Regions from separate parts of the Homo sapiens genome. Here region 1 is linked to region 2. Evidence: read pairs that join two places in POLR2A ChIA-PET (ENCODE). Cell type or tissue: endothelial cell of umbilical vein. All regions are shown on one strand. Each heading gives the region's core, and the rest is flanking DNA. Links, peaks and the distances in the headings are about the cores only. Region 1 overlaps CACHD1 (cache domain containing 1). Region 2 overlaps CACHD1 (cache domain containing 1).

What was found. ChIA-PET counts read pairs that join two places held together with the same protein. Peaks named below come from ENCODE experiments on the same cell type or tissue, not always from the same donor. Only the 100,000 strongest peaks of a DNase experiment are listed, where the experiment ranks them.
Region 1: POLR2A ChIA-PET joins it to region 2 with 5 read pairs; 2 of 35 experiments call an interaction of 5 or more read pairs at or near these places.

The regions. Positions count from the first base shown.
Region 1 is chr1:64,658,522-64,666,767 of GRCh38, forward strand. It overlaps CACHD1 (cache domain containing 1), which reads left to right. Exons shown (of 27, transcript NM_020925.4): 13 at 184-352; 14 at 5,174-5,316; 15 at 5,977-6,158; 16 at 7,536-7,646. Among named protein-coding and RNA genes, the nearest start is that of RAVER2, 82 kb to the right of the region's middle. RefSeq lists a silencer at 5,237-5,412. In endothelial cell of umbilical vein, for the core only: no CTCF peak of the experiment used is centred there; no DNase peak of the experiment used is centred there.
Region 2 is chr1:64,472,892-64,481,301 of GRCh38, forward strand. All of the region lies in intron 1 of CACHD1 (cache domain containing 1), which reads left to right. Among named protein-coding and RNA genes, the nearest start is that of CACHD1, 7.0 kb to the left of the region's middle. RefSeq lists enhancers at 1-152, 153-938. In endothelial cell of umbilical vein, for the core only: no CTCF peak of the experiment used is centred there; DNase peaks (open chromatin) are centred at 3,760 and 6,060; H3K27ac peaks cover 1,584 bases.

The DNA.
Region 1 (8,246 bases), core at 1-8,000, 190 kb after region 2:
AAATACAAAATTAGATACCTTCTATCACCCTATCCTCATGTCTTCATTCATTCATCCCATATTTAATGAATACCTTCCACGTGAAGATAGAAGGTAGAGGCAGTAGAAAATAATGTATGCAAAGTCCCTGTCCCCATGGAACCCTCATTTTCTAGGTCAGAAATTCTTTATTGATTTTTACAGGTACAAGACACTTCCTTTATTCTGTGTATTGTGGTGATACAACCAGAAATACCTGTGAAACAACTGAAGAACCTCAACACTGTTCCCAGCAGCAAGCTGCTGTACCACCGGCTGGATCTCCTTGGCCAGCCCAGTGCTTGCCTCCACTTCAAACAGCTGGCAACCCTAGGTAAAGCCCTTACACTTCCTTCACATTCTTACTCTTAGCAGCTCACTGTAAATATCCTTTTGAATACCATCCACCCCACCCCTCCAAAAAAGATACTGAATGCCTGCAGAGTCAGCTGGTTTGGGGATACAAATATGAAAACGATTTGAAGCCTGGCCTCAAATCAGATCGTCTAGCAGACTCTGAGACAAGGTTTCGTGTGCTCGCGATTTATATAGGATGGGCTTTGAGAAACCAGTGAAGAAGTGAGAAAAACAGGACAAGGAAGGCAAAAAAGACAAGTTTGATGTTGAGTGAAGTTTTAAGTTCAGCCTGGTCTTCTAGGGGGTCTCTGGAGTGTAAATTACACCAATAGAGTTTGCCCAGACTCTAAAGAGAGCTCAACTTTCACATTTCTTAGTCACTTTCAACTTTCTTCTAGTGCTAGGTACAGAGTTTTCAGTAGCCCTAAGTCCATAGAGAGAGGCACAGATACAGCCCATTAAAGGTAAACATGTAAGTATGGGGATATTGAGGTGGGGTGGGGTAGAATAACAGTAAAAGGCCTCCAAAGGAATCTATGTAGCATATCAGCAGTAATCTACCACAGATTCCTATCTTCAAAAGGGCTTAGGAATTCGAAGATAATTCAAAGGAAGCAAAAAGGAATTTACATTTATTACGTACCAGATGTTTTTTATTTTTCACCTGAGTTGACATGTGATTGATTTGGGTTTACCAAAGATAATTTTCCCCCAGATAACATAAAATATAGCAAAGCTGAGATTTGACCCATGCACCTCTGCTCTGCCATGTGCCAGACACATACTAGGCATTCGTGGTCTATGTTGTCACCAAACCACAGTATACTGACAGTACAGTAAAACAGGTATTCTCTTTTTCACTGTTGAAAAGACTTAGGGTTCAAAGCAGTTAATAACGAAGAATCATCACACAACTGGCCAACTGAGAAGAAGGGGAACAGATGGGAATAAAATCAAGGCTAGAAGTCTGCAGTCTCTAGATTCCAAATGATAGCACTCGTGTTTGTGTTCCTCTCTTAAATTCCATCCTCGAGAGTTCTGCCTGGACATGAGATCAGAAGAGCAGGCTGGACTAAGTGGTCTCTTCTGGGATACCTCCCAGCAGTGTTGACAATTTGGATAGAGCCAGTGATGTTGATCCAAGAAGGCAGGATTTTATATTTCTTTGTTTTGATTTGGTCTTTGGGGTTTTGTTTGTTTTTATACAAAAAAGTATGTTTAAAAATTTCATATTTTTAAGAAATGCTTTACTGAAACACTGATGTGTAGAAGCCTCTTTTAAGTTCTGTGTGAGCAAGCTACTGCTGGTGAAAATTAGGTCACTGTTTTGAAATTTGAGACAATAAATTACAATAGTTTTCTTGATGAAAAAGAAGCTCAAGCCTAGATTTTTTATTTCCTTTGCATATCTCCCATAGCTACAGTTTCCAATATGGCAGCCACTAGCCACGTGTAGCTATTGGGCACTTTAAATATGGCTCATCCAAATTGAGGTGTATGGTAAGTGTGAAGTTCATACTTAATTTTTATATTGATAACATGTTAAAATTATAATGCTATTGTGGATATACTGGATTCCATAAGCATATTATAAAAATTACTTTAATACTACTTTTTGCTTTGCTTTTTTTTTTTTATTTATTTTTACTTTGACAGGGAGTTTTGCTCTTGTCACCCAGAATGGAGTACAGTGGCACGATCTTGGCTCACTGCCACCTCCGTCTCCTGGGTTCAGGTGATTCTTCTGCCTCAGCTGCCTGATTAGCTGGGATTACAGTTGCGCACCACCACGCCCGGCTAATTTTTGTATTTTTAGTAAAGATGGAGTTTCACCATGTTGGCCAGGCTGGTCTTGACTCCTGACCTCAGGTGATCCTCCCGCCTTGGCCTCCCAAAGTGCTGGGATTACAGGCGCCACTGTGCCCAGCCACTTTTTGCTTTTCTTAATGTGGCTACTGGAAAATTTTAAATTACATCTGTGGATCGCATTGCATTTCAGTTGGACAGCAAGCACTGCCTCATAGAGATTATTCAGATAATGTATGAACTTAATTATTTCATATATGATTAACAAGCAGACCATAGGCCAGTGTCTGACTTTCACTGGGAGGTCTTGGCACCCTTCCTCACCTTGATGGTAAGGCCCCAGGACAAGGTGGAGAGGTAATCAAGGGCATCTTAGTTAGGATCAGTTGGCAATGAAAATGAACCAAGGTAATTAAAATACAATAAAAAGGGAATAGGAAATATGGGAAGCAATGGCAAAGAAGTGGTTTCCATTTGATTTCAGTGATGTGGGGGTTTAGAGGCCAGGTCTTAAATATATGTCACCTGTGTTCAAGTGAGCTGATAGAAGGACATCATCTTTCTTGGTACACAAAGAGACAAAGAAAAAATTTTTAAGAGTGCATCATCTAAGGCAATTAAATATGTATATGTGTGTATAAATAAGCATGTCTACCTCCTAGACACAAAGCTTTGGGTCCTGTATCTTGATTCCTTCTGTCTCTTTGTGCTCACCCCATCTTACTGCACTAGCCTTTTCTAAAACGCCAGTCTCTGTCACTACAAAAGAGACCCCAAGCCACCTCTTCTTCTCTTTACTCCAGCCCCGTGGTGACTCTTCTGTCTCTGAAGTGGGTGCCTTTGACACTTCTTATATTATTGTGTTATTCTTACACTGTTATTTTTCTCTATTTTCCTTATTCCTTGTCACTCCAATCAGATCCTAACTTCTTTGAGTTCAGGAACTACCCTCTCTCTTTTTGGCAGGTCCTTGCATGGAGGGCCTGCAAAAGAATATATACATGAATCCACAGCATGCTGCTAGGCACCCTAACCTTTTCCAGCCTCTGGTTGTCTTTGCTTTGGTTAATTAATATAATAATAATCTCCCAGGGTAGCCAATGAAGATATCATCAGAATTAAATGAAACATAACATTATTTAATGTTTTCTGGGAATGGCAGACTAGGTAATTCTAACCCAACCTACTGAGGACAACTATTTAATAAAATTCCTGGATTGAAACGTAATCCTGGATTAAAATCTTGGAAAGCATCAGAGCTAACATGAGAGAGAGGAATTACTGGGCAAAAATCTCAGAGAAAATAAGAACCCAGAGAAGAGAGCCAACACTCAAAGCCACTTTTGCAATGCACATGTCTACCAATCCAGAAGAAACAGCTGTGAAATTAAACAGTGCTTTAAGTAGCTACTTCAGGCAAGGAAGAGAAGCAAAAATCAAATCCAGGGTCCACAAAAGGTGAAGACTCTAATAAATTTTTTACTCCCAGCCCCACATACATACATGCTTTTGGCAGAGATTCTAAAAGACTACATCTTTAGGGGAAGGCCTGAAGTTAAATCAGGCCTTGACTTGGGGTTCCTATCATCTGAGTGGTTTGGGGAACTTCAAGCATTAGCCTTTGAAATAGGATTAGTTGAAGTCATGCAGTGCTTAGGTCAGTATCCTGGCTCCTAATTGGGAACTGTTTCCAACACCCCACCTGCTACATCTTGCAGTGTGGCACCGGACAGGATGAAACAACAATCCTCTCTGGAGAAGGATCCCCCATCTTCTTAGGCCTCAAGCTATTTCTACAGATTACTTTTTAAGTGCAATGTCCAGCACAATCAGAGATCACCAGGCTACCAGGAGACAAGACATGACGTGTGAGAACTAACAAAAGGAGTAGAAGATGCCCTATGTGATTAAATGAGATAGGACACATGATCATGCTTTCTAAAGCTTTTAAAAATACTATAAGGTTGAATGGTAGAAAATCTCAAAGACGAAGATTTAGTGTTTTTGTTCTGCACTGTGATTCACTGTGAGAATTTTTATCTTAAATAGAGAACTAGGATTTTCCTGTTAGATCAGACCAATAATGAAACATGTATACATTAATTACTATATTTCTAGAAGCTTTTGTTTGTGTCAAGTTTTGCTGCCACCATCTGAGTGAATAATTTTTATTTGATTTTTGCATTGATTTCACTGTTCCATCTTTCTTTCTTAAATAGTACTACTAATATGAATAATAGTTAATACTCATTTGCTTTACAAATATTAACTCATTGAATTCTCACCGTATTTCTGTAAGATTGCTGCTATGCAAATGAGAGAAACACTACATGTATTATAACCTGCCCAACATCACACAGCCAGAAAATGGCTTTAATCCAGACTGGTTTCATGTGTGTCATAAGCTGTCCCCTCATTCCTCATAAGATATTATATGTAGATCTCAGATAGTTTGAAGAATTTCTACTCCCAGCACTTGTGTTTATTGGCGCATGTCTTTACTGGTTCATTCTTAGGACTGTAAGCTCCCTGAAGGGAGAGAATGTGGCCCTTTAGATATTAAGCCGCCGCCGGGCGCAGTGGCTCATGCCTGTAATCCCAGCACTTTGGGAGGACGAGACAGGTGGATCACGAGGTCAGGAGATCGAGACCATCCTGGCTAACACGGTGAAACCCTGTCCCTACTAAAAATACAAAAATAAGCCGGGCGTGGTGGCGGTTGCCTGTAGTCCCAGCTACTGGGGAGGCTGAGGCAGGAGAATGGCAGGAACCCAGGAGGCGGAGTTTGCAGTGATCCGAAGCCGCGCCACTTCACACCAGCCTGGGCCACAGAGCGAGACTCCATCTGAAAAAAAAAAAAAAAGAAAAAAAGGAAAAAAAAAGACATTAAGCCACCATAGCTGACAGATTGGCAGAGCCCGAGTGATGCCTTTGTTTGGGATGAGATAGAGTCTCCGCATTCTCAGGCCTGCTTTGTTTGCTTCTCTTTCAGAAAGTCCCACCATCATGCTGTCTGCTGGCAGCTTTTCCTCCCCCTATGAGCACCTCAGCCAGCCAGAGACAAAGCGCATGGTAGAGCACTACACCGCCTATCTCAGCGACAACACCCGCCTCATTGCTAACCCGGGCCTCAAAGTAAGCATTGGCGCAGAGCTCCATTTCTGGTGTCCCCCTCCACAGGCCCAGCAGGGGGTGCTGGCAGTGAACCTTTGAAGTAGGAAACCCAGCTCTGCATCTGTGCCTCTCAGCTGGAGAGCTGCAGAGTGTGTGGCCCAGGGGAGGCTGGTCAGCAGTGACTCTTCTGATGGATGAAGAAGCCCCGTGGGCCACATGGAGAATCTGTTACAGGCCTTAGAAGCACTGGGGGTTTCCAGTGATGTTAGAGGGATGTGATTTAGAGACTAGTGAAACTTTCCCAGCCCTGTCTTACCCAGAGGAAGAAGTAAAGTGCCCCTGCTGTCTCTCGAGATAAATATAAGTATAAAGTTTAAGGAACAAAGCTTTAGGGTTAGTGTGTATATATGTGTATATTAATGACTCGCTATAGGATTTTTCTTCTTAAACTCAGAAAGCCTAGGTAGGGTGAACAATTGAGTGATCACGCATCTGCTGACTGTATTTCTGCAAGCTTTTATTTTCACCAAGTTTGGTTGCATCCATCTGCTGTGGAAAGATTTTTAAAAAGTAATTCGGCTTGGCTTCTCTGCAACAGAGCTTTGGGAACACTGCCAGCAGCCCACTCTCTTTTCATGTGAGTTTTAAAGGATCCCTGCTATGTCTTCCTTTGTTTCCCAGTTCTCTGTCAGAAATGAAGTAATGGCTACCAGCCACGTCACAGATGAATGGATGACACAAATGGAAATGAGTAGCCTGAACACTTACATTGTCCGCCGTTACATAGCAACACCCAATGGCGTCCTCAGAATTTATCCTGGTTCCCTCATGGACAAAGCATTTGATCCCACTAGGAGACAATGGTGAGTTTTAGGGGCTTCCGTTATCAAAGGTTCTCCCCCAAATCCTGGAGAGACATGGTAAGTACATACAATAAAGCAACTTCAGGGCATTAAACTAAAGAAGATACTTTCATGGTGGTGAAAAATGTTCCTGAATAGTTTTTTCAGTGCAGCATTAACAACAGCTTTGTGGGGTTTTTTCTATCTAAAATGTTTTTATCTCATTGAAATTTTGAGCCTGAAATTCTTTATGCTTGGCAATTTTAATTCCTAGTGGTTTGTTTGATTCCTACCTTATGCAAAATGTGTCCCTACTGGATAGACTTCATTTTACTACACATGATTATGGAATCAAGTTACAGCTTATGTATGACCTGTGAAAAATGAACACACAAATTCAAAAACATTCTTTTACTTCTAGGCTTTTTTTTTACTTTAATTTTCAAAAGCAAGAGCTAACAATGTGCTATAGCATAGCAGGGGAGTCAACTGGACATAAGAACAGAAAATCTACCTAGCCTCTAAAACATCTCTACCTGTAACCCTAGCACTTTGGGAGGCCAAGGCAGGTGGATTGCTCGAGCCTAGGAGTTCAAGACCAGCCTGGGTAACATAGTGAAACCCCATCTCTACAAAAAAAAAAATACAAAAATTAGTTGGGTGTGGTGGTACACACCTGTAGTCCCAGCTACTCAGGAGGCTGAGGTGGGAGAATTGCTTACGCCTAGGAGTTTGAGGCTTCAGTGAGCCAAGATCACACCACTGCACTCCAGCCTGGGCGATAGAATGAGACCCTGTCAAAAAACAAAACAAAAAAACAAAAAAAACAACTATACTACATATCTTAGTAAATGCCCAGATATATACTGAGTTCAATGTCTCTTTTTAAAGTAAGAAGGAATTTCAGATTCTCTTTACTACTTGTGTTGATGCTACAGTCAGATACAAAAGATGAGAATCCTTTTGCATTTCAGTGTAACACAAACAAAATTCATCCTAAATATTTTTAGACTTATAAGCTCACTTTTCTTTGAAATTTACAGAGTAGAGGTGCATACTTAAAAATAACATGACTTGGCCGGGTGCGGTGACTCACACTTGTAATCTCAGCACTTTGGGAGGCTGAGGTGGGCGGATCACGAGGTCAGGAGATCGAGACCACGGTGAAACCCCGTCTCTACTAAAAATACAAAAAATTAGCTAGGCATGATGGCGGGTGCCTGTAGTCCCAGCTACTTGGAGAGGCTGAGGCAGGAGAATGGCGTGAACCCAGGAGGCGGAGCTTGCAGTGAGCTGAGATCGCACCACTGCACTCCAGCCTGGGCGACAGAGCAAGACTCCATCTCAAAAAAAATAAATAAAAAATAAAATAACATGACTTTCTTTGGTCTCCATTAGGTATCTCCATGCAGTAGCTAATCCAGGGTTGATTTCTTTGACTGGTCCTTACTTAGATGTTGGAGGAGCTGGTTATGTTGTGACAATCAGTCACACAATTCATTCATCCAGGTAATATTTTAACTAACTTTATAGTCATTTCTTAAATATATCAAGGATATTTTGGAAATCTGAATAGAAGAGTACGCGCACCAAGGCTTAGAGGCAGAAGCATGACCTTTAAAGTGAGGCCAGCTGGGATTTGAACATCTTCTCTTTCTGTCACCTTCAATTCCGTAGCTTTCTCCTGCCGTCTATAAAATGGGAATGATACCTACCTCACATGGTTGTCATGTAAACTGAGTCAGTGAAAGGCTGTTAGCCCTGTTCTTGGCAGCCATGATGATGTTTATGAAAAAGAAAAGATGTTGGAGTCTAAAGAGCAGTTTGAAGAAATATCCACTTTAAACTGATGAAAGAAATATCAATAGGAGCCTGACAATTATGATTGCCAGAGAGTGTTTCCCAAGAAAAGGAGGATTGTTAATGAAGAAAAACGGGGTGGGTTCATTGGCTCACACTTGTAATCCCAGCACCTTGAGAGGCTGAGATGGGCGGATCACTTGAGACCAGGAGTTCCGGACCAGCCTGAGCAACATAGCGAGACCCTGGCTCTACAAAAATAAAATAATTAATCAGGCATGATGGGGCACACTTGTATTCCTAGTAACT
Region 2 (8,410 bases), core at 234-8,233:
ACTTGCTTTTTCTAAGATGCTGACAGCCATTTTACTGTTTCTCACCCAGTCCTTGACAAAAGGTGAAATTGGATCCCAACACATTGTCATTCAGGTAGGGATCCTAAGCAAATGTAGTTTTAAAAGGCTGCCCTGTTGAAAAAGACACTTCGAAAAAAAGCTCTGATCGGTGGGGGGTTTGTGCCCAAATGGTCCTTTATCTCCTCCCAACTGGCCTCTTTCTAACACCTTTGCAACCTCATTGTGGAAACGGACCTCCTGTGGACAGGGTTTTGTCTGGCAAAATGTGAAGTGGCTTCTCTCCTTTTTTGAAAGGAGACACACATACTGTATTTAAATTCTGCTTCTTGAGCTGTACATTGATCTGCCACTTGCTTCTAACTGGGAAAATTGCAGAAAGTGTCTCTTTTTAATTTAGTTAGACTGGTCGGAAAAAAAAAAGTCGAATGCAGGTTAGATTTTTGGCCTTAGAACAAAGATTTTGAGCCCCACATTCTCATCTGTAAACCTTTGGGATTTGTTCAGTGGGTCTGAAATTATGTGGGTTTAGTTACCTAAAGTGTAGGTTATATAGCCCTCCCTGCAGCATGATGGATTTTATAGAGGTGGAGCTAATCTGTTTTTCAGAGGTAAGCCTCACATAGGCTTTAAGGTGTGACTTCCTACGAAGATGGTCAGGGTGGGGGTGGAGAGGGGGATAGTTGTGTCTCTTTGGAAAAGAATGTCTTCCCTTGCTTAAGGGATTGACTCCTTTCATTTGACCTTGGCATTTTGAGCATAGTACAGGCCTTTCAGGACACCATCTCACTTTATGAGAAACATTCTATAGGCCTCTTTATATGTAAAAAGCCAATGTTCAGACTTTTATATTGCTTCTGCTGCTGAAATTCTCGAAAGACGATTTTAAAGTTTGAGAAATTATAAAGTAGCCCTCAAACCAGGCCTGTTGTTTTGCAGCATTTCAAGTGGCAGCACTTACTGCTTATAAGGAGTTGCAAGGGGGTAATTTTACAAAAACAAAAACCTAGGCTTCTTTTAGCACTATAGTTTCCCATGACGTAGTTTTCGCACTTGCTGATAGAGAAGACAGTTTGAAAAGCGTCTACCTTGAAGATTTTCTTGGAAAATTCTCCAGTGGGGGCTGCCTACTCATGATTTTTGTTGTTCCTTTTTAATAATGGACAAAATATATTTTAAAAAATCTTTAAATAAGTTGTGCCAACCAATTTTGCCAGTACTCTGGGAAAGCTGTCACTGAATACTGTTCCCCTGACAGCAGACATCATACATCATGGATAAAAGTCAAAAACCTAATCATCATCTCCTCATGGGTCTGGTGCAGAGGAGCCATGGTGGCATTGAGGTCTGGGAGCAGTAAGTGGCTGTGTCCAGGGAGACGGGTTTTTGCCTATTTATTCATGCAACAAGTTTTTATCAAGCAGCATCGTGGAGTGGAAAGAGCCCCACATTGGGTAGGTAGAGACCTGGATTCCAGCTCTGCCATTTGCAAGTTGGGTGATTTTATCTGTAAAATTGAGGATGGTGATTCTTCCTCAAGATTTGCTCTGTGGACTTAAAGGAAATAGTGCATGTAAAGGCATCTGTTAATGTTAAGCCAGGGCTGAGAAATATTGATGGATGTGGTTGTTCTCAAATGGAGAAATGATTATTGGAAGCTTACTGAGCATGGAGCTCTATGCTGGGTATTCAGGGGATTTTACAAGGACGTATTCCAGCACAACTCCTTAAGGAGTTTACATTCTCGAGGAGGAGATAAGATTGCACAGGTAAACCAGCTAAGTAACAATGCCTGCTTGTTAGAAGGCATATCTGGCTCTGGGAGCCATTTCGCCAGGCACTTATAAGGCCCATTTAACATTATAGGACAGTACAGGCTTCCTAACAGCAAGGGCCTGGCACAAGGCCAGTGTGCCTGCCTTAAAGTTAGCCCAACTCTGCTGGGCTGGGCACACTTACTATGAACTTGGCAGACAGACCAGCAGGTTGGTCAGACAGCTGCTGGATGAGGCCTGGGAGGGAGGGAGGAGCAGGGTTTCTTCCAGTCAGGGCAGAAGAAATACCAGAAGCAAGAACTGGAGCTTCAACTCCAATTGAAGAAAAAGCAGCAGCTAGAACAGAGGCATGTTCAGGAACTGAAGGACTCAGCTGGGGCAGAAGTGTCAAAGATATAAAGCAATGTTGTAAATACTGACTACAGCTGGAATTAAAGAGCAACGCTTCTTTGTATGCAGTAAAACAACAATGCACTAAATTCCTTCCTTTTTTTTTTTTTTTTTTTCTTAAGAGACAGGATCTTTGCTCTGTCACCTAGGCTGGAGTGCAGTGATGTGATCATAGTTCACTGTAACCTCAAACTCCTGGGCTCAAGCAGTCCTCTTGAGTAGCTGAGACTACACACACATACCATCACACCCTGCTAATTTTGTAATTTTTTGTAGGGATGGAGTCTCACTCTGTTGGCCAGGCTGGTCTTGAACTCCTGGCCTCAAGTGATCCTCCCACCTTGGCTTCCCAAAGTTCTGGAATTACAGATGTGAGCTACTGTGCCTGTCCTGCATTATTCATTTTCGCATATATCCAACAAAATTTTGGGGAGCTTCTGCTCTATGAAGGGTCTTGGGTTAGATTTTATTTATTTATTTTTTATATTTTGAGATGGAGTCTTGCTCAGTCACCCAGGCTGGAGTGCAGTGGCGTGATCTCTGCTCACTGCAACCTCTGCCTACCGGGTTCACGCCATTCTCCTGCCTCAGCCTCCTGAGTAGCTGGGTCTACAGACGCCTGCCACGACACCCGGCTAATTTTTTTTGTATTTTTAGTAGAGACGGGGTTTCACCATGTTAGCCAGGATGGTCTCGATTTCCTGACCTCGTGATCCACCCGCCTCGGCCTCCCAAAGTGGGGTTAGATTAAACTGGCAATCACAGGTGACTAAAGCCTAGTCCATGCCCTTAATCTGTCAACTAATGATGGAAATAGACACAAAAAGAGGCATTATGATACAGGTGGTTAGCGAGAGACATAGAGGCATTACACTGCAGTAGGTTAGTGCAGTGGTAGAGAGAGAAACAGGATATTATGGGAGCATAGAGGAGCCTTGCCCAAGCCCCTCTGGTGAAGTCAAGGAAGTTAGCTACTTCTCCATTGTCCTTTTCAGTGAAATGTCCACACACACAGGCCAGTCCTGAAGGAAGCAGCAGCAGCAGCAGCAGCAGCAGCAGCTTCACACATGAAGGGTAGCCAAATCAGTAGTTCATTAGATGTTTCTGATTCCTTTGGTGGCACTGGACAAGGTAGCTCGTGTATCTTGAACACCTGAACAGGACTCTGACTCCTGTGCCCCTTCATATGGCTCCCATGTCTCATTTCTTTGGCCATTATCCTAGAGCTTCTGTGGTTATTGGACATAAATATCTTGCTGGCTCTATTATAACTGCAAGCTGATTTGCAGTCATGTTTGGTAAGATGTGTAATTTCCTCTAAATCACATGCATCATAACAGGACAGGGCTGGTTTAGAATGATTTGAATGTGTAATTACGCAATATAGAATATTTTCGAAGGAAAAATCACCTGTATATGCAAATAATGTGATTTGATTCTACGCCTTGTGTACCATATAAGCCTTAGTGGAAAAACTGCTGTGTTGCTTTCTTTTGAAAATGGATATTTAGAATAGAAGAAAACTGTCCATTGACGGATGACTCTGAGTTGAACTTGTCAGGAATGAGCCCAAGAAAAAGCATGTTGAATGACTTCTGATAAACTGTCTCTGTTGTGCTTAGCACTTCCTGGACTTCCTTCTCACTAATGCCTATCTTTGCTGGCCTTATTCCTTGTGCTTATTATGTTTTTCCTGCCAATAGTACTTGAGTCTGGAAGGGCTTGGGGGAGGGAGAGGAGATGGTTTTACACTTAGTAACATGTTGCTGCTATTTCTGGTTGCTGCTTGAGGAGTTCCTTCCTTGAGCTTAAGTGGATGAGCAGGCAGGAACCTTGCAGAACTCTGGAATTTTGGTATTAGATGGAGTGGGATTTATTTTAGATATGCTTGGACCTTGGAGTAAGAATTTATTGAAAGTCAAAATATGAAGGGACAACAGGGACAAGAATTTTGACTCAGCCAGTTAGTTATTAACTGTGTAACTTCTGTCATGTTATTAAATCACTCTGAACTTTAGTGTCTTTGTATTTCATGTAGCTAATGGGAGTAAATATATTTTAAAGGATAACCAAGTGTCTAGCTCAGGGCCTAAGGTAGGAGCAGTCAATAAACAGAAATGTAAATATGAGAGCAGTTCATTTAGTGCCAGGGCACAGAACCGGGAAGGTGGTAAACATGTAGCTCCTAAGCCTGAATGAAACTGAAATCTAATTTGTAGACCTGCAGATTTCAATATGGTCAATCCTCTGCCCCCAGGTTTTTAAGATATGGTTCACGGACCTTTGGATGTGGTGCAAAGCCATGCTTGGGGCTTTCTGAAGAAAATGCTAGACCTGGCTAGTCATAGTTATTTCTTTAGTTTTAAACTACAAAGATTTAAAAACATATACAAAAGTAAATAAAATAGCATATGAATATCCACATACCTCTCACCCAGCTTAGACAGTTATTAATTGATGGTCAGGCTGGTTTCATCTCTACCTCTGCCTCCACTTGCTCTTCCCCCCAGATTATTATTATTATTATTATTATTATTATTATTATTATTATTTTATTTTATTTTTTTTTTTGAGACGGAGTCTCGCTCTGTCGCCCAGGCCGGACTGCGGACTGCAGTGGCACAATTTCGGCTCACTGCAAGCTCTGCTTCCCGGGTTCATGCCATTCTCCTGCCTCAGCCTCCCGAGTAGCTGGGACTACAGGCGCCTGCCACCGCGCCCGGCTAATTTTTTGTATTTTTAGTAGAGACGGGGTTTCACCTTGTTAGCCAGGATGGTCTCGATCTCCTGACCTCGTGATCCACCCGCCTCGGCCTCCCAAAGTGCTGGGATTACAGGCGTGAGCCACCGCGCCCGGCCCCCCCAGATTATTTTGAAGCAAATTCCAAATATCACATAATTTCATCTATGACATGTTTATTGTATCCTTATTTAATTTCTATATTTGTAATGTTTTATAATATGTATAATATATTGGTACACTAGTATATAAAATTTACAATTCACAAATAAATATAAATATTTTGGAGGTTGTTTAGGCTACATTTTTTAACAATGATGTGCCTGAATAAAACCATTGGTGACTCTCCTAGATTTTTACAAATTAGTTAATACCTTTGCCCAGCAAATTCCCCAGCCTTCCAGTTGTAATGCCAAGCTTCTTTGGGGAAGCTCCTCTGGGTCTGTCCCTAATTGTGCTGTCTGGCCCTTGATTTCATGCCTGGCTTTCTCCACAAGACTGGGAGGGTCCTTGTTTTTCTTAAAGGCTGGCATATAGTCTAGGCACACACATTGGACTACTGCAATATGAACTGCATCTACTGCTTGTCCCTGTTCTCTCCCCCTTCCAGAAGAGACAAGAGTCAGAAAAGGACTAAGCGAGATAGCTGTAACTGGGAGAGAAGAGAGGCAGATTGAAGAGGAAGAGCTGGACTAATATATAATGTCTTCTGATCAGTCTGTCAGCAAATATTCACTGGATTCCTTATTGCAGGGAGGCTGAGAGTGATACAGGACATCCAGTGCCTCCCCCTAAGACCCCAGAGCTCTGTCCTATCCAGAGAGGCTAAACCAACTTGGATGGCTCAAGACAATATAGAAATAAACGCTAAAATATGGGATCTAGAGTACACCCAGGGTTGCTATATCGAATTCATGTTTCTAGAGGTCAGTTCAACACAATGAATGAAGTGGACCAGGTGTAGGTAAGCAGGGAGTGGTGCTGGATGTTGCAAGCTGGAGGACATGTGCCAAGGGTGAAGGGGGGCAGGACCACTCAGTTACTCTGTTGCCCAGTAGCCATGTGGGTCCAATGTTGTCACATGACTTTGTTTTTTATGAGAAGCTGGGTGTCTGTTTTTTCCATAAAATATCTTTAAATTTTTGGCAACTAATTCAGTTTAAAAAAAAAAAAAAAGAAAAACACACTATGTGGGCCAAACCAAACATGTCTGCAGGCTGGATAGGGCCAAAGGCCACCAATTTGCAGTGTCTGGGTTAGAATTATTCAGCGGGTTACAAAAAGAAAATGCAGTGCTTGTGTGCAGGTTATGGGGAAGCCAATTTCTTTGTGATACAAAGGAGAACTTTCTGATAGAAGAGTTCTAGAATGGATTGCTTTGAGATATGAGCTTGTCATCATAATGACTTCAACACAGATGAATGTTTACTTGGTGCCAGGCACTATGTTAGGTTTGAGATACCTACCCATCAGTTAATTTCTGATGTAATGAATGTTATGAGAGGAGGTTCAGGATGCTTGGAGAAAGTGTCAGGGATGTTAACCTATTTAAGGGCACAGAGGGATTCTGGCAGGCCTCCCTAAGAAAGTGGAATGAATTAGGAGTTGGTTAGTGAAAGAGTGGACCTCCCAGAAGGCTCCTTTTTGAGGAAAAGCATAGCACCTTTGATGAGTGGAAAGATGGCATTATGGTTTTGGAGTTTAGAGAACTAGTGGGAAGAAAGGGCATAAATAGAGGTGGGAGAAATAGGCAGAGGTCAAGCTGGGGGCTGTTTCTTGGATCCTTCATGTCAGTAAAGACTTGTTCTGCGGGCAGCAGAACACTCAACTCACACTGGCAAGAAAGGAAGCTACCACCCTATGCGGTTGAAGTGTCTGGGGTAGATCTTTGGGCAGGACTGGATTGGGGCTCAAAGCATGTGGCCAGTATGCTGTTTTTCTCCCTTTGCTTGCCTACTTCTTAAATAGGTTCTCCCCTCTATTTCAATATGGCTGGCAGTAGCTTATCAGTGTTTGAGTTGGGAACTAGCTGCTGCTTGTGCCCAAGTTCCTTGTATTTGGAGGTGGTGTGCTCTGAGGAGAAGAAACAAAAATCTGGAGAAAGCTTAGAACCTAGAAAACTCAGCCAAAGTGACTTCAGACTCAGACACTTCAGCAGTCACCAGTTGCCAAGGCCTGCTACATTTCTGGATTCTGCCTCCCCAAGTCCAGTTGGAGCCTGCAAGGTGGACTCCCTGCTTCTGCTCCAAAGACAGGCTGGCTGCCCAGTGTGGTCCCTCCTGTGGAGTTGTGCAAATCCAGGCTTATCAGGCCTGCCATTTCTCCCTGACCTCTCAGATCTACAGATCACTGGCTGCTATGAGAACAGGGATGGACCAGAGAGACAGTCAAATCTGCCCTGCTTGTTTTACAAATGTTCATTTTACAGAAACTGAGGCCCAGCGAGGAAGTGGCTCTCTGGAGAGCACACCAGTAGTAAGTGACAGATTCAGAACTCATGTTTTGGTTTTAGACTCTTGTTTTTTGACCCTTTTCGTGATATTATACTGTGGGGGCCCCTTTTTTTTCCGCATTTTTCTCTTAGAATGAAAAAGAAAACTTGACATAGTAGTATACATTCCTCTTTTGAAAAGAAAGTTTGGCTTAATGATTTAATGGCTGTAAACTTAAAGCTGATGGTCTCATTTGACAGCTGACTAGATTTTTAAGTTGTTAAATACCTAGAAGTCAGTGAGCCAGTGAAGAAAGTTAAAAAATTCTTAGACTTACTAGAATGTTGTTAGATTTTTTTTTTAAGTGCAAAGGTAAGTGGTCAATAACTATCATTGCGAACCAGTACCATCCAAACAATTTTTATTTTTTTATTTTTTTTTTTACTGAAAAGGTAAGTTATTTAAAAATACTTTAGAGGAGGAATGACTTTGTTTTGTGTTTGTTTATGTAAAAGCCACAGAAGAAAATTCCACCTGTAATTTTCAGGTAAAGTTCTATTTTGAAATTGGATTTTATGACCTACATCTCTCTCCCTAGTCATTAAGGGGATATGAAGTTGTTTCTTTCTCTCTCTCTCCCTTTTTTTTTTTTTGGGTGAAAATTGCAGTAGGATTACTACTTTGGAGGAATCATTCATTTAATTTGATGATGGAACAAACTAAATGTCATTTAAATGTTTCTTTACCTTGCCCTCTTTTTTTCTGAGTTCAAAGGTAGCTTTCTCTACTTCAGATTTGCACAGTCAAATGATTTCAGAGTTAATTACAGTTTGAAAAGTTCCAACACCTAAACACCAGAGTGGGGAATGTAAAAAGTAGCTTATGGTCCATATTTCTCTGGATATAGTATGCTTTATTGTAATTGTAGAGTGGAAGCCAGGGGAGTAAATTCTTATCTTGTACATGATAATGTCTTGGTTCTCTTCCAACCATAACAGTTATTATAAAGATGCAGTCAAAGCCCAAGACGGCAGCATTTTTTTTTCTTGCTTCCC